Linked DNA regions of Homo sapiens: region 1 is linked to region 2. Evidence: read pairs that join two places in POLR2A ChIA-PET (ENCODE). Cell type or tissue: MCF 10A. All regions are shown on one strand. Links, peaks and the distances in the headings refer to the core of each region. The heading gives the core; the rest is flanking DNA.

Region 1 (11,990 bases), core at 2,310-7,309, 140 kb before region 2:
TACAATTAAATCTATTAATGTTTGAATGATATGTCTTTTGCAACTTTTAATTTTTATAAGGAAGTATTTCTAAAGATATAACACTAGATGGTAGTAAAAATCCACTCAGAATATAAAATTAAGAAGCATTGTTTTATTCTTAAGTGATATTCTATGTGATAGAATTTAGTTTGTAAGTTATTTTAAAAATCCCATGACAGTAACCTCATATATTACCCAAAATTTACATAAATTATATTTTTACACATTCACTTATTTTCACTACATTTTATTTTTCTTTTCATTGACATTATATATCGGCATCTGTCATTTTGTTAGTTATGTTTTTACTTTTTGTTACAGTAGCCAGAAACAAGGTATAAATACCTGGATGAATTGAGATAGGAGTTCTATCCATAGTAATTCATCTTTATTGTAGTAAAGGTAGGATACTGAATATGTATTATTAAAGATATGTTTAAGGCATTTGGGAAAAGGATCAAATTTGAGTTCATCTTATGAACTTGAATTTCCTGACAACTATTTAGGTCTTGTTGAGGATAAAATGTTTTTATTTTAATACTTGCTTACTAATAATACGTGGTTATAATTCAGGTTAAAAATACTGTAGTACCAGTAAAACTGTTTGACCGAAGACATTATAAATTCTTTGATATTATCACATTAGACCAATGTAGAGTTGGTTGGTGTTACTTTTTGGGGTATAGCCATGTTTTTGGGAATCCCTGTGGACAGATCTCTGTTGAACAACAAAAATTAGTCACCTATTTAAACTACAAAGAGCACTTGTGATTGAGTTAATGTCCCATGCATGGGAATTAACTAATCATTAGAAATTGCTTTTGTTAAAATGGGGAAAGGATTTCCTATTTAATAAATGGTGCTGGGAGAACAGGCTAGCCATGCAGAAAATTGAAACTGAACCCCTTCCCTACACCATATACAAAAGTTAACTCAAGATGGATTAAAGACTTAAATGTAAAACTCAAAACTATAAAAACTCTAGAAGGAAATCTAGGTAATACCATTCATTCAGGACATAGGCGCGGGCAAAGATTCATGATGAAAACGCCAAAAGCAATTGCAACAAAAGCAAAAATTGACAAATGGGATCTAATTAAGCTAAAGAGCTTCTGCACAGCAAAGGAAACTATCATCATAGTGAACACACAACCTGCAGAATGGGAGTAGATTTTTGCAATCTATCCTTCCGACAAAGGTCTAATATCCAAAGTTTATGAGAAACTTAAAACAAATTTTCAAGAAAAAAAGCAAACAACCCCATTAAAAAGGGGGCAAAGTACATGAACAGACACTTCTCAAAAGAAGACACAGGCTGGGTGTGGTGGCTCACGCCTGTAATCCCAGCACTTTGGGAGGCCGAGGTGGACGAATTACCTGAGGTGAGGAGTTTGAGACCAGCATGGCCAACAAGGTGAAACCCTGTCTCTACTAAAAATAAAAAAATTAGTTGGGCATGGTGGTGAGTTCCTGTAATCCCAGCTACTTGGGAGGCTGAGGCAGGAGAATGGCTTGAATCTGGGAGGTGGAGGTTGCAGTGAGCCGAGGTTGTGCTACTGCACTCCCGTCTGGGCGACAGAGTAAGAATCCGTTTCAAAAAAAAAAAAAAAAAAACTATACATATGGCCAACACACATGTGATTAAAAAGCTCATCACTGATCTTTAGAGAAAAGCAAATCAAAACCACAATGAGATACCATCTCATGCCACTCAGGTGGCTATCATTAAAAAGTCAAAAAACAACAGATGCTGGTGAGGTTTTGCAGAAAAAGGAATGCCTTTACAGTGTTGACGGGAGTGTAAATTAGTTCAACCATTGTGGAAGACAGTGTGGCAATTCCTCAAAGACCTAGAGGCAGAAATACTATTTGACCCAGCAATCCCACTACTGGGTATATACCCAAAAGAATATAAATCATTCTGTTATAAAGATACATGCATCGGTATGTTCACTGCAGCACTGTTCACAATAGCAAAGACATGGAATCAACCTAAACATCCACCGATGATAGACTGGATAAGAAAATGTGGTACATATACACCATGGAATACTCTGCAGCCATAAAAAAGGAATGAGATTATGTCCTTTGCAGGGATATGGATGGAGTTGGAAGCCATTATCCTCAGCAAACTAATGCAGGAGCAGAAAACCAAACACCGTGTGTTTTCACTTAAAAGTGGGAACTGAATGATGAGAACACATGGACACAAGGTGGGGATCAACACACACTGGGGCCTGTCGGGGTGGGGGTGGAGGGAGGGAGAGCATCAGAAAGAATAGCTAGTGAATGTTGGGCTTAATACCTGGGTGATGGGATGATCTGTACAGCACACCACCATGGCACATGTTTACCTATGTAACAAACCTACACATCCTGGACATGTACACCTCAACTTAAAAGTTGAAGAGAAAAAAAAAGAATAAGCAAAGCAAAACTAAAACAAAACAGAAAACAATTACTTCTATTACTGACTTGTTTTTAGGAGATGTATCATAGGTTCTACTGGTCTTTAGTACCTTTCACATCCTGATTCCGGGAGGTAACTTCTATGGGGTTGGCTTGCCAGAAAGTGAATTCAAGTACCTACTCTCTGTGTGATACCTTTGTTAAATTAGATTTCTTAACATTTGCCTAGTGCCTGTTGGGTACTTTTGGTCTGAGTCAAGTCTATTTAATAAATCACATTTACTACTTTTATTTTTCTGGTAAAACAACTGCAGTCTTCTGCAAATGAGTGGGACATTTTCCTGTGTCAATTTTTGACTTTACCTGAAATAGTTATAAAATGTGCTTAAGAATTCTAATTTTACTTCGTGTGATTTTTTTTAAATACACATCTTTATTTTTTATTTTTATTTTTAATTTTTTTGAGAGTCTTGCTCTGTCGCCCAGGCTGGAGTGCAGTGGTGCCATCTCTGCTCACTGCAACCTCCGCCTCCCAAGTTCAAGTGATTCCCCTGCCTCAGCCTTCCAAGTAGCTGGGATTACAGGTGCATTCCACGATGCCCTGCTACAGATCTTTATTATATCATGTGGCTGCTTTCTCATTTAAGCCTTTTACATTTAAGCCTATTTTAAGGCAAATTTAAAAAAATACCAACAAGAGAAGAAGAACTTAGGTTAAGAAAGTGAAAAGTAGGGCTGGGCGTGGTGGCTGACACCTGTAATCCCGACACTTTGGGAGGCTGAGGCGGGCGGATCATGAGGTCAGGAGATCGAGACCATCCTGGCTAACACAGTGAAACACTGTCTCTACTAAAAATACAAAAAAAACAAAAAATTAGCTGGGCGTGGTGGGGGGTGCCTGTAGTCCCAGCTACTCGGGAGGCTGAGGCAGGAGAATGGCATGAACTCAGGAGACGGAGCTTGCAGTGAGCCGAGATTGCACCACTGCACTCCAGCCTGGGTGACAGAGTGAGACTGTGTCAAAATAAAAAAAAAAAAAAGTGAAAAGTAGAATTATTAATATATTTGAAATTTCAGCTACTTGCTTGAAATGAAATTGTTTTGAAAGTTTATTACTAAGATTTAAAAGTGAAGCCAAGTCGTTTGAACATGAAATAGCTATTCATTCTACAGTGTTGACTAAATGTGGAACTATAGTCATTGTTTAACGTTTACCCATGCAAGTTGGTTTCTTTCTAATTGGTTGTGGAATTAAGACAAATAGAGACTCCACTTTCTTCTATGTATTATTGTTTCCTTTTTTTTCTAACTTATAACCAATTGTTGACTTAATTTTTACTTTAGTGAGAATTTAATATTAACTTTTCTCCTCGTGTTGCCTTCTCTGTGGCTTTTCATTTCTTTTACCAGTTGGTATAAAAAGAGAGTAAAACTAAAATGAAAAGAGGCTGGGTGCGGTGGCTCACACCTGTAATCCCAGCACTTTGAGAGGCCGAGGCGGGTGGATCACAAGGTCAGGAGATCGAGACCATCCTGGCTAACACGGTGAAACCCTGTCTCTACTAAAAGTACAAAAAATTAGCCAGGCGTGGCGGCAGGCGCCTGTAGTCCCAGCTACTCCGGAGGCTGAGGCAGGAGAATGGCGTGAACCCGGGAGGCGGAGCTTGCAGTGAGCCCATATCGCACCACTGCACTCCAGCCTGGGCGACAGAGCGAGACTCCGTCTCAAAAAAAAAAAAAAAAAAGGGAAAAGAAAACTAAACTAAAATGTTAGAATATTTTAAAGATTTGTTGGTCTGTACCTCTCCTGTTGAATAAAATTATATTTTATGGTTATCTGTAGATTTGTCTATATTCTATTTCAGTGGCATGACTAAAACTGAACCGCCTCTTCTTCAATCAGAATTTTTTCCTGCTCTTTAGATCTTTGTAAAAGCTAATAATTATGCACTGCCTTGCTAGAGAGAAAACGAAGAATACCCTTTCATTTGAAATTTATAGAGGAACTGAAAATTAAACCATCATTTCAAACATTTCTCTTTACTTAGACTTGCTAATGTTCTCTTCTTTAGCCTCAGAAGGCTCTGAATTCTTTTATTTAAAAAAGTTTTTTTTTTATATTGAAAGGAGTTCTAATACTAAGTGCCCATGGTTTAGCTAAACTTCAGAGGCTAAGAGCATAGTCCTGCACTTGATTGCCCTTACTTTAGACACCAGTCTCAATTTTGGTGGTCCCCAGGTTACCCTCATTTCTGACTAGCTAGCTACAAATTTGAGGGTTAATTCCTTAGAACGACTCACAGAGCTCAGGAAAATGTTAAACTTAGTATTACAGTTTTATTATAGCCAAAGGATATAAAAATCATAACCAGCCAACAAGGTCTGGGAGGGTTCCCAAACACTAAGTTTCCACTGTTCTCAGGAATGTTTTGTCTTGCTAGCATCTTAATGTGTGGCAGTATGCAGAATATTGCCAACCCAAAGCTCCCCAAGCTTTTGGTGTTCAGAGATTTTTTTTTTTTAGATTGTCAAAAATATAACAAAAAATTTACCTTACCCATTTTGAGTATGCAGTATAATAGTGCATTCTCAGAAAGAAAGAAGGAAGGAAGGAAGGAGGGAGAGAGGAAGGAAGGAGAATGTTAATTTCTCTTTTGGTAAAAGGAACAGAGTAAAACAATTTGTGCACATTTTGTGCAACATCTCCAGAACAGATATCCAAATCTTTTTTTTTCTTTAATTTTTCTAGAACTTTTTTTGTCTTACAAAATTAAAACTATTCATTGAACAGCTCCCTTTTCCCTCTCCCACTTCCCTCCAGCTCCTGGTAATCTCCATTCTTTGTGTTTCTAAAAGTTTGAGTATTTTAGATACCTGAAGTAGCTGTCTTTTTGTAACTGGTTTATCTCAGCATAATGTCCTCAAGGTTTATTCATGATGTAGCATATGACAAAGTTTCCTTATTTATGGCTGAGTACTATTCCATTTTATGTATATACTGCATTTTCTTTATCCATTCATCTTTTGATGGACATTCAGATTGCTTTCATCTCTTGGCTATTGTCAGTAATGCTACAGTGAACATAGATGTTCAAATATTTCTTTGAGATCCTGTTTTCATTTCTTTTGGATGTATACCTAGAAGTGGGATTACTGGATCATATGGTAATTCTATTTTTAATTTTTTTGAGAAGCTTCTATAATGTTTTCCATAGCAGCTGTACCGTTTTATTTAATTAATTATTTTTTTGAGACAGAGTCTCGCTATGTCTCCCAGGCTGGAGTGCAGTAGTGCAGTCTCGGCTCACTGCAACCCCAGTCTCCCGGGATCAAGTGATTCTTCTCCCTCAGCCTCCTGAGTAGCTGGAATTACAGGCACCCACCACCACACCCTGCTAATTTTTTTATTTTTGTATTTTTTTGAGACGGAGTCTCGTTCTGTTGCCCAGGCTGGAGTGCAGTGGTGCGATCTCGGCTCACAACCTCCGCCTCCTGGGTTCAAGTGATTCTTCTGCCTCAGCCTTCTGAGTAGCTGGGACTACAGGCGTGCACCACCATGCCCGGCTAGTTTTTGTATTTTTAGTAGAGACAGGGTTTCACTATGTTGGCCAGCTGGTCTTGAACTCCTGACTTCAGGTGTTCTGCCTGCTTTGGCCTCCCAAAGTGCTGGGAATACAGGCATGAGCCCACTGCACCTAGCTGAGCCGTACCATTTTATATTCCAACTAACAGCAGACAAAGCTTCCAGTTTTTCTGCATCCTCGCCAATATTCATTTTCTGTTTTTTTGGTAGTGGCCATCCTAAAGGGTGTGAGATTATATTTCACTGTGGTTTTTATTTGCATTTCCCCCGTTATTAGTGATACTGAGTATCTTTTCATATGCTTACAGGCCATTTGCAGATCTGCTTTGGAGAAATGTCTATTTAAGTCCTTTGCCCATCTTTAAATTTTTTTGTTTGGGTTTTTTATTTTTTACTTTTTTGGTTATTGAGTTGTAGAAGATCTTACATATTCCGAATTTCAGCTTTTAACTAGATATATGGATTGCAAATATTTTCTCTCATTTTGTAGATTGCCTTTTTACTTTGTTGATTATTTCCTTTGCTGTGAAGTTTTTAAGTTTGATAGAGTTCCATTTGTCAATTTTTGCTTTTTTTCTGCCTGTGCCTTTGGTATCATGTTTAAGAAATCATTGCTAAATCCAATGTCATAAACTTTTTTCTCCCTGTTTTCTTCTATGAGTTTTATAGTTTCAGGTTTTATGTTTAGGTCTTTAATCTATTTTGAGTAAATTTTTGCATATAGTAGTATTGGTAAGGGTCTAACTTCATTCTTTTGCATGTGGATATCCAATTTTTCTAGCACCATTTGTTGAAGAGACTGTTCTTTTTGCCCTCTTGTGTAGCTTTCCCACCATTGTTGAAGATCATTTAATCATATACCTTAGGGATTATTTCTGGGTTTTCTGTTCTATTCCATTGGTCTATATGTCTGTTTTTTTATGCATTATCATGCTGTTTTGATAACTGTAACCTTGTAATATATTTTAAAAGAAGTGTGAGGCCTCTAGTTTCTTTTTTTTTCTCGAGATTGTTTTGACTGTTCTGGGTCCTTTGAGATTATGTATGCATTTTAGTGTATTTTTCTATTTTTATAAAAAAAAGCCATTGGGATTTTGATAGAGATTACATTGAATCTGTAGATTGCTTAGGGTAGTATGCACAGTTTAACAATATTAAGTCTTCCAATCTGTGATCACAAGATGTCTTTCCATTTGTTTGTGTCTTTTTATTTTTATTTTATTTTTTATTTTTTTTTGAGATGGAGTCTCACTCTGTCACCCAGGCTGGAGTGCAGTGGTATGATCTCAGCTCACTGCAACCTGCATTTCCCGGGTTCACACCATTCTCCTGCCTCAGACTCCCGAGTAGCTGGAACTACAGGCTCCCGCCACCACGCCCAGCTAATTTTTGTATTTTTAGTGGAGATGGAGTTTCACCGTGTTAGCCAGGATGGTCTCGATCTCCTGACCTCATGATCTGCCCGCCTCAGCCTCCCAAAGTGCTGGGATTACAGGCGTGAGCCACCGCGCCCTGCCTGTTTGTGTCTTCTTTAATTCCCTTCAGCAGTGTTTTGTAGTTTTTGGTTCATAAGTCTTATGCCTCCTCGATTAGGCTATCCTTAAGTATTTTATTCTCTTTGATTTTAACTGGAATTATTTCCATAATTTCCTTTTCACATTGTTCACTGTTACTGTATTAAAAGGCAACTTATTTTTGTTTGTTGATTTTGTATTCTGCAACTTTGCTGAACTGATTTATTCTAAGAGTTTTTTTTGTGTGTGTGCAGAATCTTTAGGGATTTCTACATATGACAACATCTCATCTGCAAACACAGAATTTTACCTTTCCTTTTCTCTTTGGATGCTTTTTATTTTTCTTACCTGTTTTCTGTGTCTAGGACATCTAGTGCTGTGTTGAACAGAAGCGGCAAGAGTGGGCATCCTTGCTTTGTTTCTGATGTTAGAGGAAAAGCTTTCAGCTTCTCATTTTTGTGTATGATGTTGGCTGTAAGTTTTCTTTTTTATTTTTATTATTATTATACTCAAGTTCTGGGATACATGTGCAGAATGTGCAGGTTTGTTACATAGGTATACACGTGCCATGGTGGTTTGCTGCACCCATCAACCTGTCATCTACATTAGGTATTTCTCCTGATGCTATCTCTGCCCTAGCCCCCCACCCCCCGACAGGCCCCGGTGTGTGATGTTCCACTCCCTGTGTCCATGTGTTCTCATTGTTCAACTCCCACTTATGATGAGAACATGCGGTGTTTGGTTTTCTGTTTCTGTGTTAGCTTGCTGAGAATGATGGTTTCCAGCTTCATCCATGTCCCTGCAAAGGATATGAACTCATCCTTTTTATGGCTGCATAGTATTCCATGGTGTATATGTGCCACATTTTCTTTATCCCGTCTATCACTGATGGGCATTTGGGTTGATTCCAAGTCTTTGCTATTGTGAATCATGCCACAATAAACATACTGATTTATAATCTTTGGGTATATACTCAGTAATGGGATTGCTGGGTCAAATGGTATTTCTGGTTCTAGATCCTTGAGGAATCACCACACTGTCCTCCACAATGGTGGAACTAATTTACACTCCCACCAAAAGTGTAAAAGTGTTCCTGTTTCTCCACATTCTCTCCAGCATCTGTTGTTTCCTGACTTTTTAATGATCACCATTCTAACTGGCATGAGATGCTATCACATTGTGGTTTTGATTTGCATTTCTCTAATGACCAGTGATGATAAGCTTTTTTTCGTATGTTTTTTGACTGCATAAATGTCTTCTTTTGAAAAGTATCTGTTCATATCCTTCTCCCACTTTTTGATGGGGTTGTTTTTTTCTTGTAAATTTGTTTAAGTTCCTTGTAGATTCTGGATATTAGCCTTTTGTCAGATGTATAGATTGCAAAAATTTTCTCCCATTCTGTAGGTTGCCTGTTCACTCTGCTGATAGTTTCTTTTGCTGTCCAGAAGCTCTTTAGTTTAATTAGATCTCATTTGTCAATTTTGTCTTTTGCTGCCATTGCTTTTGGTGTTTTCGTCATCATGAAGTCCTTGCCTATGCCTATGTCCTGAATGGTATTGCCTAGGTTTTCTTCTAGGGTTTTTATGGTTTTAGGTCTTACATTTAAGTCTTTAATCCATCTTGAGTTAATTTTTGTATAAAGTGTTAGGAAGGGATCCAGTTTCAGTTTTCTGCATATGGCTAGCCAGTTTTCCCAACACCATTTATTAAATAGGGAATCCTTTCTTATTGCTTGTTTTTGTCAGGTTTGTCAAAGATCAGATGGTTGTAGATGTGTGGCGTTATTTCTGAGGCCTCTGTTCTGTTCCACTGGTCTATATATCTGTTTTGGTACCAGTGCCATCCTGTTTTGTTTACTGTAGCCTTGTAGTATAGCTTGAAGTCAGGTAGCGTGATGCCTCCAGCTTTGTTCTGTTTGCTTAGGAGTGTCTTGGCTTTATGGGCTCTTTTTTGGTACCATATGAAATTTACAGTAGTTTTTTCTAATTCTGTGAAGAAAGTCATTGGTAGCTTGATGGGATACCATTGAATCTATAAATTATTTTGGGCAGTATGGCCATTTTCATGATATTGATTCTTCCTATCTATGAGCATGGAATGGAATGTTTTTCCCTTTGTGTTCTTTCTTATTTTCTTGAGCAGTGGTTTATAGTTCTCTTTGAAGAGGTTCTTCACATCTCTTGTAAGTTGTATTTCTAGGTATTTTATCCTCTTTGTAGCAATTGTGAATGGGAGTTCACTCATGATTTGACTCTTGTTTGTCTATTATTTGTGTATAGGAATGCTTATGATTTTTGCACATTGATTTTCAGTTTCTCATTATTGTGTATGATGTTGGCTATGAGTTTTCTTATATGGCCTTTATTATATTGAGGTTGTTTCCTTCAGTCTTTGTTGAGTATTTTTATCGTGAAAGGGTATTCAATTTTGTTAAATGCCTTTTATGTATCAATTGAGATTATTGTGGTTTTTGTCCTTCATTCTGTTAATAGCATGTATTACACTGAATTTTTGTATGTTGAACCATCCTTGTATTCTAGGAGTTAAGTCCCACTTGATCATGATGTAAAGTCCCTTTAATGTGTTGTTGAATTCAGTTTGCTAGTATTTTTTGAGTTTTTTTTTCATCATTATTTTTTCAGAGCTATTAGCTTGTAGTTTTCTTTTAATACCTTCTGATTTTGGTATCATGGTAATGCTGGCTTCATAGAGTGAGTATGGAAATTTTCCGTCCTTTTCAATTTTTTGAAAAGAGCTTGGGAAAGATTGGTTCAGTTCTTTAAATGTTTGATAGAATTTTCCAGTGAAGCCATTTGGTCCCGGGCTTCCTGTTGCTTAGAAGTTTTTGATTACTGATTCAGTATCATTACTAGTTATAGAGCTGTTCATATTTTTTATTTCTTTATGATTTTGAAGATTGTTTCTAGCAAGTTATCAATGTCTTCTAGGTTATTCAATTTGTTGATACATAATTTTTCATAGCAGTCTCAGACTCTTTCTGTGACAGCTGTAATGTCTCCTTTCACTTCTGATTTTTGTTATTTCAGTCTTTTCTATTTTTTTATAGTTAAAGGGTTGTCAATTTTATTCACTTTTTCAATGAGCCAATATGCAGTTTTGTTGATTTTTTTTTTTTCTGTTCCTTGTTTCTTTTATTTCTGCTCTAATCTTTATGATTTTCTTCCTTTTGCCAACTTTGGGTTTAGTTATTCTTTTTCTAGTTTCTTGTGGTATAAATATAGGTTGAGCATCCCAAATCTGAAATTCTGAAATCCAAAATGCTATAAAATCCTAAGCTTTTGGAGCACTGACATGACACTTAAAGGAAATGCTCATTGGAGCATTTTGGAATTCAGATTTTTAGATTTGGGATTCTCCAATGGTAAGTATAATGCAAATATTTCAAAATTCAAAGAAATCCAAAATCTTCTGGTCCTAAGCATTTCAGATGAGGAGTACTCAACCTGTTAAAAAATCAGGAGCTGGGTGTGTTTTCTTAGTTGTAGCAAGCTGTGTCAACTTCCCTCTGGGATGTTACACATTTTCTGGTACTGCCATGAGCCTGTGTACTCTCCTTTGTTCTCGATGCCCCACAGGCATCCAGAGTATGCTGGTTCCCCATCAGCACCCATATCAGTTGAGACAGGAAACAGTCCCTTGGACAGCCCTCCAAGAAGCTGGAATGTTGAACATGTGTTCTACTCTTCTCTTTCTCTCCCAATGGAGAAGCTTCTTAATCCCAAACTATGTTAGTTTGGAGTGGTGGGGGGAAGGATGCTGATGTGGATAAAATGAAATGGCTTTTCTTACTGATTTCATTGCAGATGTTCTTGGCTTTGAGCTTACCTGGGGTACTGTGACTTCCTAATTGGTTACTGTCATTGTCATAAAAGGTTTTTGGATCATATATTGTTGCTAAAGTCAGTGTTTTTGTCAGGGAGCAAGGTCTTGGGCTTCCTATTTTGTCATCTTGCTGACCTTGGTGTCCAGAGTTTTCATTGGGGTTCTATGGTGTAGGCATTAAACAAAAATTTTTTTTTAATTTTAAATTTTTGTAGAGACAGGTTCTCACTATGTTGCCCAGGCTGGTCTCGAACTCCCAGACTCAAGCAGTCCTCCTGCGTTGGCTTCCCAAAGTGCTAGGATTACAGATGTGAGCCACCACACCCAGCCTGGGTATCACTGATTGAATCATTGTCTGTGCAGTTGACTTAGCCCATTTCTTCTATGCAGAGTGGGTTGATACAATTTGACTGAAAGCCCCAAACCTCTAATCACATTGTCAATCTTTCTGGCATGGCCATTGCCCACCTGAGTCATCTCCTTAGTGTAAACTGTCTAGGGGCCCACCATGCGGCTCCTTGGTCGCATCAACTATCAGATGTGGTTGGAGGGTTTAGAAGTTACTTCCAAGACCCTGGGGACAAAAGTCATCCGAATTCCTTGTTACAAATGTATACAGA
Region 2 (11,990 bases), core at 4,086-9,085:
AACCAATTATATGTCCACCAATATGCAAAGGTGCCTATGACATAAAGAAAATCCCTTGCCTTGAGGAGTTCCTAATCTAGTATGGAAGGCAGACCCCTGGGGAGAAAAATCATCTACTCTCAAGACCACTCCACTGAAAATCCTTCAGTTATATGCTGTGGCATATGAATTTCAGAGCAGTTGTCCTGTAAGTGCTGCTTTTCTAACACGATAAAATGTTATGATCTTATGCTAGGTGTAGAAATAAGTGCAGACACTTGAATAGGCTTATAAACATTTCATCTGAAGACTTCAATTTGAAAAAAGACTCAAGAGGAAAAATATATAGATTCAGACAGTTGTTTTTTAAATATATTTGTATTATTTCTTTATCTTTTGAGATTGTCATTTGGAGGCTATACAATTGTTTTTCAAGAATTACTGAAAATGCAGACACTATTTTGGTGAATTTTTAATTTAAATAGATGTGGGTTTAGAGGGATATGCTTCAGGCAAAAATCTCATTAATTCTTCTTGCTTTCCATTTTGAAATGAACAAAAAGGCTTATGAATGAGGGGCAGAGGAAGAAAGATGAATTTCTGTCTTATTTCATTTCATCTGCCACTCAGACATTGTAATTTCTTTAAAGCAAGGAAAACCACTTAGTTTTTGATAATTTAAGTTCCTCACATAATTAATAGATAGTTTTTCTGGTCTATCAACTTCATCATTTTTTCAATTTTTTCATGTCTTGTAGTGTGAAGTAAGCATCACAGTAATAGCTAAATAAGATGATAAATCAGTATAACATGCATTTATTTTGATGATTTTTATTGCAATTAAAAGTTTGGAATATTATTATAAAGATTAATATCAATAAAATTGTTTTGGGAACAATTCATGGAAAATGATTATGGTAGGTAGAGGGTGATCAATAAATATTTGAATGACACTGCAGAAGGAGTGAGTTTATAATGTGTAAAATCAGCCATTTCCTTTACCAACAATTTCATTCTACTTCTTTGCATGAGGAGAATGTTTGTTGAGTGATTTTACATAATTAAGTAGAGAATGCTGCATTAGGAGTGCTGAATTCTGACATCAATTCCAGATGTGTTTTGGCAAATAGTATTATGAAAATACCATATTTTCCTCTTGTAAAAGAAATATGTTGTTTATTCATATATATATATATTTAAAAAATACAAGGAAGTTTACTCATATGGCTACCACCAAGAAATAATAACTGTTCATAGTTTGGTATCTATTATTCTAGTATTTATGTGTGTAACCATTTTATTAAGTAGACTTAAATCAGCAAAAGATATTATTTTTCCCTCAATGCCTTAAGATATGTTCTGTTGTTTCTTCATTCCCTGTCTCTTGACAATATTTCTGGCATTCTTCATAGTGTTTCCATTTTTCCTCTCTCTCACACACTTTATTGGCTATCGTGGGAATATTTACACCATGGAAATTGGCAAATGCTGCAAATCCACATCTTGCCCTGAGTCCATGTTTACTGCTCCAGGTAATTGAATACTAAGCCATTCAGTACATGATATTCCCTTAGTTCAAGGGATTGCTTTAGAGGTTGTCTAATCAATGTGATGCTTTGAAAAATTTTTTGGGAGTTGTGGGACACAGGAAATCTCTTTCTTTTTGGATGACAAAGAATATGGATTTACAGCCTGAACTTGCTGCTACCATTGTGTTACAAAGAAAAGCTATCCTGAAGAAACAACTCACACAGAAATAAAGTCAGGAGCAACATAATACTGAACAGGGAAAAGTTGAAAGCGTTGCCCCTGAGAACTGGAACAAGACGAGGATGCCAACTTTCACCACTTCTACCCAACATAGTACTGGAAGTCCTAGCCAGAGCAATCAGACAAGAGAAAGAAGTAAAGGGCATCCAAATCAGTAAAGAGAAAGTCAAACTGTCGCTGTTCACTGATGATATGACATATACCTAGAAAACCCTGAAGACTCATCCATAAAACTCGAAGAACTGATAAATGAATTAAATAAATTTTCAGGATACAAAATTCATGTACACAAACCAGTAGTATGACTATACACCAACAACAACCAAACAGAGAATCAAATAAATAACTCAATCCGTTTTACAGCAGCTGCAAACAAAAACAAAAACAAAAACAAAAAAACCCCGAAAAACCTAGGAATGTACTTAACCAAGGAGGTAAAAGATTTCTACAAGGAAAACTACAAAACATTGCTGAAGGAAATCATAGATGACACAAATAAATGGAAACACATCCCATGCTCATGGATGGGTAGAATCAATATTGTGAAAATGGCCATACTGCCAAAATCTACAGATTCAGTGTACTTCCCATCAAAATAGTATCATCACTTTTCACAGAACTAGAAAAAAAAATTCTACAGTTCATATGGAACCAAAAAGGAGCCCACATAGTCAAAGCAAGACTAAGCAAAAAGAACACATTTGGAGGCATCACATTACCCGACTTTAAGCTATAATACAAGGCTACAGTTACCAAAACAGCATGGGGCTGGTGTGAAAATTGGCATGTAGACCAATGGAACAGAATAGAGAACCCAAAAATAAATCCAAATACTTACAGCTAACTGATCTTTGACAAAGAAACAAAAACATAAATTGGGGGCTGGGCGCCATGGCTCACACCTGTAATCCCAGCACTTTGGGAGGCCAAGGTGGGCAGATCACTGAAGTCAGGAGTTTGAGACAAACCTGGCCAACCTGGTGAAACCTCATCCCTACTAAAAATACAAAAATTAGCCGGGCATAGTGGCGGGTGTCTGTTATCCCAGCTACTTGGGAGGCTGAGGCAGGAGAATTGCTTGAAACTGGGAGGCTGAGGATGCAGTGAGCCCAGATTGTGCCATTGCACTCCAGCCTGGGTGACAAGAGTGAAACTCCGTCTCAAACACACCACAACAGAACATAAATTACGGAAAGATCACCCTATTCAACAAATGGTGCTGGGATAATTGGCAAGCCACATGTAGAAGAATAAAACTTGATCCTCATCTCTCACCTTATACAAACATTGATTCAGGATTGAACAAAGACTTAAATCTAAGACCTGAAACCATAAAAATTCTAGAAGAAGACATCAGAAATACTCTCTAGATATGAGCTTATGCAAAGACTTTATGACCAAGAACCCAAAAGCAAATGCAACAAAAACAAAAATAAATAAATGGGACCTAATTAAACTAACAAGCTTCTGCACAGCAAAAGAAATAATCAGCAGAGTAAACAGACAACCCACAGAGTGGGAGAAAATATTTGTGAACTATGCATTTAACAAAGGACTAGTATACAGGAACTCAAACAAATCAGCAAGGAAAAAGAAATAATCCCAACAAAAAGTGGGCAAAAGACATGAACAGACAATTCTCAAAAGAGGATAAACAAATGGCCAACAAACAAATAAAAAAATGCCATGGATGAAGCTGGAAACCATCATTCTCAGCAAACGATCACAAGGACAAAAAACCAAACACCACATGTTCTCACTCATAGGTGGGAATTGAACAATGAGAACACATGGACGCAAGAAGGGGAACATCACACACCGGGGCCTGTGGTGGGGTGGGGGGTGGGGGGGGCGGGAAGGATAGCATTAGGAGATATACCTAATGTAAATGACGAGTTAATGGGTGCAGCACACCAACATGGCACATGTATACATATGTAACAAAACTGCACGTTGTGCACATGTACCCTAGAACTTAAAGTATAAAAAAAAATACTCAGCATCACTTATTATCAGGGCAATGCAAATAAAAACCACATGTGATACCACCTTACTCCTGCAAAAATGGCCATAATTTAAAAATGAAAAAAAAAATAGATGTTGGCATGGATGTGGTGAAAAAGGAACATTTTTACACTGCTGGTAGAAATGTAAACCAGTACAACCACTGTGGAAAACAGTATGGAGATTCCTTAAATAACTAAAAGTAGAACCACCATTCAATCCAGTAATCCCACTACTGGGTATTCTTCACACAAAGGAAAGGAAGTCATTATATGAAAAAGACACTGGCACACACATGTTTATAGCAGCACAATTTGCAATTGCAAAAAATGTGGAACCAGCTTAAATGTCCATCAAACAATTAGTGAATAAAGAAAATGTGGTATATATGCACCATGGAAAACGAATCAGCCATAAATCGAAACAAAATAATGACATTTGCAGCAACCTGCATGGAGTTGGAGACCATGATTATAGGTGAAGTAACTCAGGAATGGAATGTTGTGTATTCTCACTTATAAGTGGGAACTAAGCTATGAGGACACAAAGGCATAAACATGATGTAATAGACTTTGGGGATTCAGGCGAAAGGGCGGGTGGGGCATGAGGGTTAAAGGACTATGCATTGGGTACAGTGTACACTGACCATGTGATGAGTGCACCAAAATTTCAGAAATCACCACTAAAGAACTTATTCATGTAACCAAAACCAGCTGCTCCCCAAAAATAATGAAAATGTTTGAAATATTGAGAGAATTACTAAAATGTAACACAGAAACATGAAGTGAGCACATGCTGTTGGGAAAATGGCACCAATAGATTTGCTGGATATAGGGTTGCCACAAACCTTCAGTCTGTAAGAATACGATATCTGCACAGCACAATAAAGTGAAGTGCATAAAACGAGGTGTGCCAGTATAAGCAGTCGAGACCTCAGTCTATGGGAAATACTCGGATTCACAAAATTTTATTTCCATGCCTGTGATGACAGCAGGAAATACGTACCCGTGACCATACAGACGCAGAATCCTAAAACTGAAAGTAAATGGAATTATAAGTTTGGAAATTGGTGCTAAGGACAGGGAAAATTGATTTGGGTAAATACTGATTCTAACAAGAATTGAAGTTCTGAAAACCCTACATCCAACACAAGAAGATACCTTGGAATGTGGTGGGCTTCCTGCAAAGACTCAGAACTTCTCCTTGCCAATGTAGGTAGAGAGTGTCATTTAATTATGTGACAGAGGTACTTGTCTAAGGCAGCTGTACACCCTGGATTTGCTGGGGCAAACACAATGACAGATATTCTACCCAAGTGGCTCCATAGGACACTTGTTAGATCACATTTGGGTAGCACAAGATATTCACTGATAAAAAGAGCTGTGAGTCTAGCCCTAGAGTAAGGAAGCCCAGCAGCTGGAGCGAGCTGTCTTGCCACAGCATTGACACTACTTATCAGCATGACCCTGAGCAAGTTACTCAGCCTGTCTGGGCCTTGGGTTACTCATCAGTATATGAGGGGTACTAATGGGACGTACTTCAAAAGATCGTTTTAAAGATTAGATGAGATAGCATAGTGCTTCTCCATTCATCTGTGGTGAAAGAACATATTTCTAAAATTTTCAATCTGTTGTGGACGAATACTCATACAAATACAAAAAAAAATACCAGTTACATAGCAGTGACAAATACAAGTTTCTAAATACATACTCTCAGTTTTTCTACTTATCATGTCTTAAATTGGTAACAAACTGTGTCAGTCGGCACTAGTTCCTGGACCACACTTTGAGCAATACAGCAATCATATATTTAAAAGGCTTATCATGGTTTCTGGCATACAGTAAGAGCTCAGTAAATGTTGGCTTTTATAATTATTACTGCCTGGTGTGCCCATTTTATGGTAAAAGCTTTTATTGATGGGAACTGCGTTGTCAGGACCTGTCTCAGGCTGAGCTAACTAGAACTGAATTGCCAGAGCAGCAAGTTAAAAGCAGTGCGCCAAAATGAAAGCAAGAGTGAAGCCTTTATCCATGTACTGTGATAATAAAAGCAAGAGGCTAAAACCAGAGAAAGCTGTCGTCTCTTCCCTGTTCCATTTCTGCATGGAACAGTGCACCTGTTGAGGATCAGATGGATCCCTGGGGGTGGGGTAGGGGGCAGTGTCTCATTGAGTAAGAAGCCTGGAACAAAAGGCTTTTGCAGTTTTATGGACCTGGGACCCAGAGGAGAGGGGAGGGCTAGAAGTGGAAAAGTTACTGGACACTGAGTCAGTCAGAGTGGAGAAAATATCTTCAAGGTTTACAGATAAGGAGGCACCTTTTCCAGTGGAGGTGCCTGGCTAGGAAGTCACTGTGCATAAGAGCATGACCAGCCAGTGGGCAGGACTCCTTGTCTCTTGCAGTGAAGAGACCGCAGGTCTCCTCAAAGACCACAGTGCACTGGCTGTGCACCAAGGCTGTGTGGGCAGGGCAGATTTCCCCAGAAGACTGCCAGGGAAAGCCTTTGTTGTTGCCTATGGAAAGGCCAGAACATTCACACATAGATTTTTTTTTCCCCCAGAAACTGGTCTCCTAACATGTAGCCAAAGCAACTTCCTAAGAAAGGGCAAAATTCAGATGACAAACACTTGCCCTTCCCTGTGGCTTTTTTTTTTTTTTTGAGACGGAGTCTCGCTCTGTCGCCCAGGCTGGAGTGCAGTGGCGGGATATCGGCTCACTGCAAGCTCCGCCGCCCGGGTTCACGCCATTCTCCTGCCTCAGCCTCCCAAGTAGCTGGGACTACAGGCGCCCGCCCTGTGGCCTTTTTTGGAGAAATATTCTGACTCAATGAATGACCTCATTTGAGAAAACCTTTTGTAACTCAGGTGTTTGCAGATGAACAAATAGTACCATTTAGGAAATCCAACTCAAAAACAGATGCAAAGTCTATGAATAATTTGAACAAAATGAAGGATCTTTTTTAAAAATGTATAAGAAGACAGGTGACATAGCAAAACCCAACTTTTTCTTCCTTTCTAAGGAATATTGCTTAAAAACCATTCCATGAACCACAGACTTAGTTATAACTTTTTCACATAATATTTCAAATTACTTGAGTAGGAAAATGTATACACAGAATTCTCATTAGCTCTGCCTAGTAGATTTACTAGAGCTGATTATGTCAATGCTCACTTGTTTTAGTCTCCTCTTATGATCAACGTATTCTATTTTTTTTCTTTTTCTTTGTTTCTTTCTTTTTTTTTTTTTTGAGACATAGTCTTGCTCTGTCACCCAGACTATAGTGCAGTGGCGCAATCTCAGCTCACTGCAACCAACCTCCCCCACGACAAGCCTCACCCCAGGTTTAAGTGATTCTTGTGACTCAGCTACCCAAGTAATTGGGAATATAGGCATGTGCCATCAAGCTCAGCTAATTTTTGTGTTTTTAGTAGACATGGGGTTTTGCCATGTTGGCCAGGCTGGTCTCGAACTCCTGGCCTCAAGTGATCTGCCTGCCTCAGCCTCCCAAAATGCTGAGATTACAGGCGTGAGCTACCACTCCTGAGACATTACTTTTAAGGACTTTGCCACACTGGACAGGACTCAAAGGTAGGTGATGAGGATAGTAAGGAACACAACTTGGGAATCTTTTGCTGCAAAAAGAGACTCGTAAGGGTGGGTAGGCAATAACATAATTGTCTTCAATATTCCCTAGATTAGACATAATCAGAGCTAAATTAACAGGGACCAATGAATAAAGCAACAAGGAAGTATATCTGATCTATACACATACACACATACACAGACAAATATTTTAACACAAAAACATTCAAGAATTTTTAACAATACAGCATGTCTTAGTTCAAGTTGCTAATACCAAAAATACCATAGACTGGAGTGGTTTAAACAATAAACATTTATTTCTCACATTTATGGAGGTTTGGAAGTCTAAGAAAAATGTGCCAGCAGATTTGGTGAATGGTGATGGCCCATTTTCTGGCTTGTAGACAGCCATCTCTTCTCACTGTAGCCTCATGTGGCCAAGATAGAAATCATTTCTCTCATATCCTTTCTTATGAGAGCACTAATGCCATTCATGAAAGTTTGCACCCTCATGACCTAATAACCTATCAAAGGCCCCACCTCCAAACACTATCATACTGAGGATTAGGGCTTCAACACATGAATTTGGGGGAGATACAAAAATTCAATCCATAGCAGGCTACCTGATTAGAAAACCAAATACCCTGCCGGGCACAGTGGCTCACGCCTGTGATCCCAGCACTTTGGGAGGCTGAGGCGGGCGGATCAAGAAGTCAGGAGATCGAGACCATCCTGGCTAACTCAGTGAAACCCCGTCTCTACTAAAAATACAAAAAAAAAAAAAAAAAAATTAGCTGGGCGTGGTGGTGGGTGCCTGTAGTCCCAGCTACTCAGAAGGCTGAGGCAGGAGAATGGTGTGAACCTGGGAGGCGGAGCTTGCCATGAGCCGAGATCGTGCCATTGCACTCCAGCCTGGGCAAGAGAACGAGAGTCCGTCCAAAAAAAAAAGAAGAAAGAAAGAGAGAAAGAGAGAAAAGAAAGAAAGAGAGAGAAAGAAAGAAAGAAAGAAAGCCAGCCAAATATCCGTAGTTCTATAAATTTTTTAATGCTAAAAATGGCAATGGATGGGTTAAAGCCTGAATACAAAAGCAACACACACAAAAAAATTTAATCAACTTTATTCATTCAGAGTGCATAATATTGATCAAGTCAATGAAACTAGTGGCAATAACAGGAATAAACTGGTCTCAAAAAATTGAGATCTATTCAATAAGCATATGTTTACATTCTGACTCCAGATTTATTTCACAGAGAGTAACTCTTAACATGTTTCTCAACTTGTATTTAATTTTTATTTCAACACCTTTCTGAAAAAGAAAATATTTTCAGAAAGTTAGGTAGAAGCAAAAGTTGCCTAAACTTTAGGCACATAAATTTCATAAGTTTCATAACAGTTCTGGAAGTAATATACTGAATTTTAACATGACACAGAATTCTGCATCACCTTGGAAGTCTTCATCATCCTTCAGCTCAATCAAGTCCCCTCAAAACTAAGCCAAACTAATAGGACATATTCCTCAATATTTCAAACACTTTCATTATTATTATATCCATTAAAGTGATCTGTGATTTGTGAACTTTGAAGTTACTATTGTAATTGTTTTAGGGTGCCATGAACCATGCCCATAGATGGCAAACTTAATAAATGCGTGTGTGCTCTGACTGCCCCACCGACCAGCAGCTCCCCCATCTCTCTTCCTCTCCTTGGGCTTTCCTATTTCCTGAGGCAGAACAATATTAAAGTTAGGTCAATTAATAACCCTGCAATGGCTTCAGACTGTTCAAGTGAAGAGTCATGTGTTTCTTTAAATTGAAAGCTAGAAATGATTAAGCTTAGTGAGGAAGGCATGTTGAAAGCTGAGATAGACTGAAAGTTAGGCCTCTTGAGCCAAACAGCCAAATTGTGAATGCAAAGGAAGAGTTCTTGAAGGAAACTAAAAGTCTACTCCAGCGAACACATGAATGATAAGAAAGTGAAATAGCCCGATGGCTTATATGAAGAATGTTTGAGTAGTCTAAATAGAAGATCAAATCAGCCATAGCATTCCCATAAACCAGAGCCTAATCCAGGTCAAGGCCCATAACATCAAGGAAAGAACCTCCACCAGCAAAAAGATTACAACTTGCTGAAGGCTCAGACCATCATTAGTATTTTTCAGCAAAAGTGTTTTTCAATTAAGATATGAACATTTTTCTAGACACAATGCTATTGCACACTTAATAGATTATAGTCTATTAAGCATAGTGTAAACATAACTTTTATGTGCACCGGAAAACCAAAAAATTCTTGTGACTTATTTTACTGCAATATCTGCTTTATTGTTGTGGTCTGGAACTGAACCTACAATATCTCCAAGGTATGCCTGTACTGAAGAGCTCAGTGCTAAGAGCAGCCCTGATTAGGTGTGAATGCCTATATGCAAAGAGCTAATTTTCTGGGGTTAAATCCCTTATATATTTTCCTATCTATGATTCCTTGGGTGAAAGGTAGATTAGGATCAAAACCCAAAACTTCATGAGAAATCCTTGATATGGAGAGGATGGATGATTTTACAGTGTATTTCTTTTGAGGAAGAGTAAGAATGAGGGGCAACTGGAGGTAAGAAAAACTAGTAGCAGTTTCACGTGGTTGGTTCTGGGTAGCGGAACTTGGTATTGGGCTGAGTGGAGTGGGAGATTGCTGCTTTTACTGTATACTCTTCTCTATTTGATTTTTTTTTTTTTACCATGTACACATATTACTTTGAGCAATTAAAAACAAATCCTAGGTGGGGTTTTGTGTTACATCCCCCTAGCCTACCCCTGAATTTGGCTCAGTGTAGTGGGCTGTTCCTTGCAAGGTTGGATTTCCCTTCTGCTGACAGCATCTTGCTCCAAGCCTGGCTTTCTTTTTTTCCTCTGCTTCGAGGACCTTCTTCAAAATCGTGGGAGCCCTCTTGGCCCATGCACAGGAGCAACCAGGAAGTGGAGAGGCACACAGACCCCTGGGGGATAACGTTTCAACAGAAGATGGTTGGAATGAGTGGATACAACTTCAGGCTGATAATTAGGGGAAGAATAAGAACACTTCCCAAAGGTCCCCAGCATAGTGGAGCCCCTGTTGCCTACAGAGATGACTCAATAACATACTCTGAAATGGACATTTTCCCTTTCTCTCTCATACTCCCCTGTTACTGCTTCCTAGGCTCGTCTCCCAAATAAACTACCTGCACTGAGTCCTCATCTCAGGCTCTGCTTTCAGTAGAAACCAAACCAAGACTGTTCCTTATCTGAAAACTAGTAATCCTGAGATGAGATTTGCAGTCTAAGGTTTCTGGACCCTGCTATCTGCAGTTCCATGGACCCTGGGAGCTGCTGCTGTGTGTGCATTGGGCTTAGATGCAGACGGAGAATTACTCCATTCTGAGCAATCAATGAACAGTTCCAGAAATGTACAATGGGGGTGCTTCATGGCTGGGGGAGGGGGCAAAAGATGCCATAAGGGAGACTGTAAGTAATTTTCTGGCCAGCCAAAGAAGTGTCATAGAAGAAGAAAGAAGGAAGATAAAAATGAGGGGAGAAAAGAAGTTGGCATCATACAGAGAAAAGGAAATGCCGTCTCTCCCTTTCCTCCTGTCAAGACAGCTAAGAGGTGTGAGCAGCAGATTGCAAAATAATCCGGGGAGCCAAGGACACCGCCAACTTGCTGTAGATGTTGGAACTGTCTCTTGAGTTTTGGAGGCCAACCACTAGAGCTTGGGGAAGATGACCAAATACAGACATTGCTTCCTTCTGCCATGTAGGTGGGGTGAAGGAGATCCACTGACTGAAATTTTGGCATGTCTGAAAATTCTGCTCCCAGGGTGCCTCCGGATTTCCAGTTTCCAGTTCTGCTCCTACCTGACTGTGAGTGGCTGCTGGCTTCTGTGAGACACTGATCCACCCTTGTAATACTGCACCCACCACCTTTTCCTTAAGCTACCTTGGCCTGGTTCTTGTTATTTGCAACCAAAATTTGTGACTGTTATGGTTACCCTCCCCAGCAGACCGGAGTGTCCTTGGGATTCCCTTCCCCACTCTTGCACTCTTGTTTGTTTCTTTCTATATATGTGGCTTAGGGTTGCTGTTTTCCTTCCTCAGTCAGATCATGGACCTTCCTCTCTTTCTGTTTTCCAGTTAATTATGTTTTCTTCTTTGTTTTCCACACCCTTGTATACATCTTAGTACTTCTAATAAACCTTCATGTGGGATGCCATCAGCTAAGTGGAACAGCAAAAATAACCCTCCAGCTTGTTAATGCTAAAACCACCAATAGGAAGTGACCTGTGGGGTGTTTCCCACAATTTAAGTGTCTGCCTTAGAGGGGAGGGTAATTGCTATGCTGTTCCTAAGCTCTCCATGACTCTTGGGTATCCACAGCCAACACAGCTTCCCACTTCTCCCAATCTATTCCCCGGCCTCCTTGTTGAATGAGGGTCTTATTGGAGAGCTCCCTTGCTTAAGGCTTGTACTCTTGGCTCCTCTATCAAGATTTCATAGAAGCATGTCTGAAAAACAGGATCTCTAAAACCAACTTTCCCTCTTGAGCTGGATTTCAGGAAACATCAAGAGTTGAAACAAATTCTGCTTTTTCTATCACTTAAAAGACAAGTAACCTGCTCACATTTTTGAATCTTG

What was found. Peaks named below come from ENCODE experiments on the same cell type or tissue, not always from the same donor. Only the 100,000 strongest peaks of a DNase experiment are listed, where the experiment ranks them.
Region 1: POLR2A ChIA-PET joins it to region 2 with 5 read pairs; 2 of 35 experiments call an interaction of 5 or more read pairs at or near these places.

The regions. Positions count from the first base shown.
Region 1 is chr13:47,975,675-47,987,664 of GRCh38, reverse strand. The region is part of intron 4 of SUCLA2 (succinate-CoA ligase ADP-forming subunit beta); the gene reads left to right. Among named protein-coding and RNA genes, the nearest start is that of SUCLA2, 20 kb to the left of the region's middle. In MCF 10A, for the core only: no CTCF peak of the experiment used is centred there; no DNase peak of the experiment used is centred there.
Region 2 is chr13:47,840,353-47,852,342 of GRCh38, reverse strand. No RefSeq gene overlaps it. Among named protein-coding and RNA genes, the nearest start is that of LINC00562, 86 kb to the left of the region's middle. In MCF 10A, for the core only: no CTCF peak of the experiment used is centred there; a DNase peak (open chromatin) is centred at 7,082.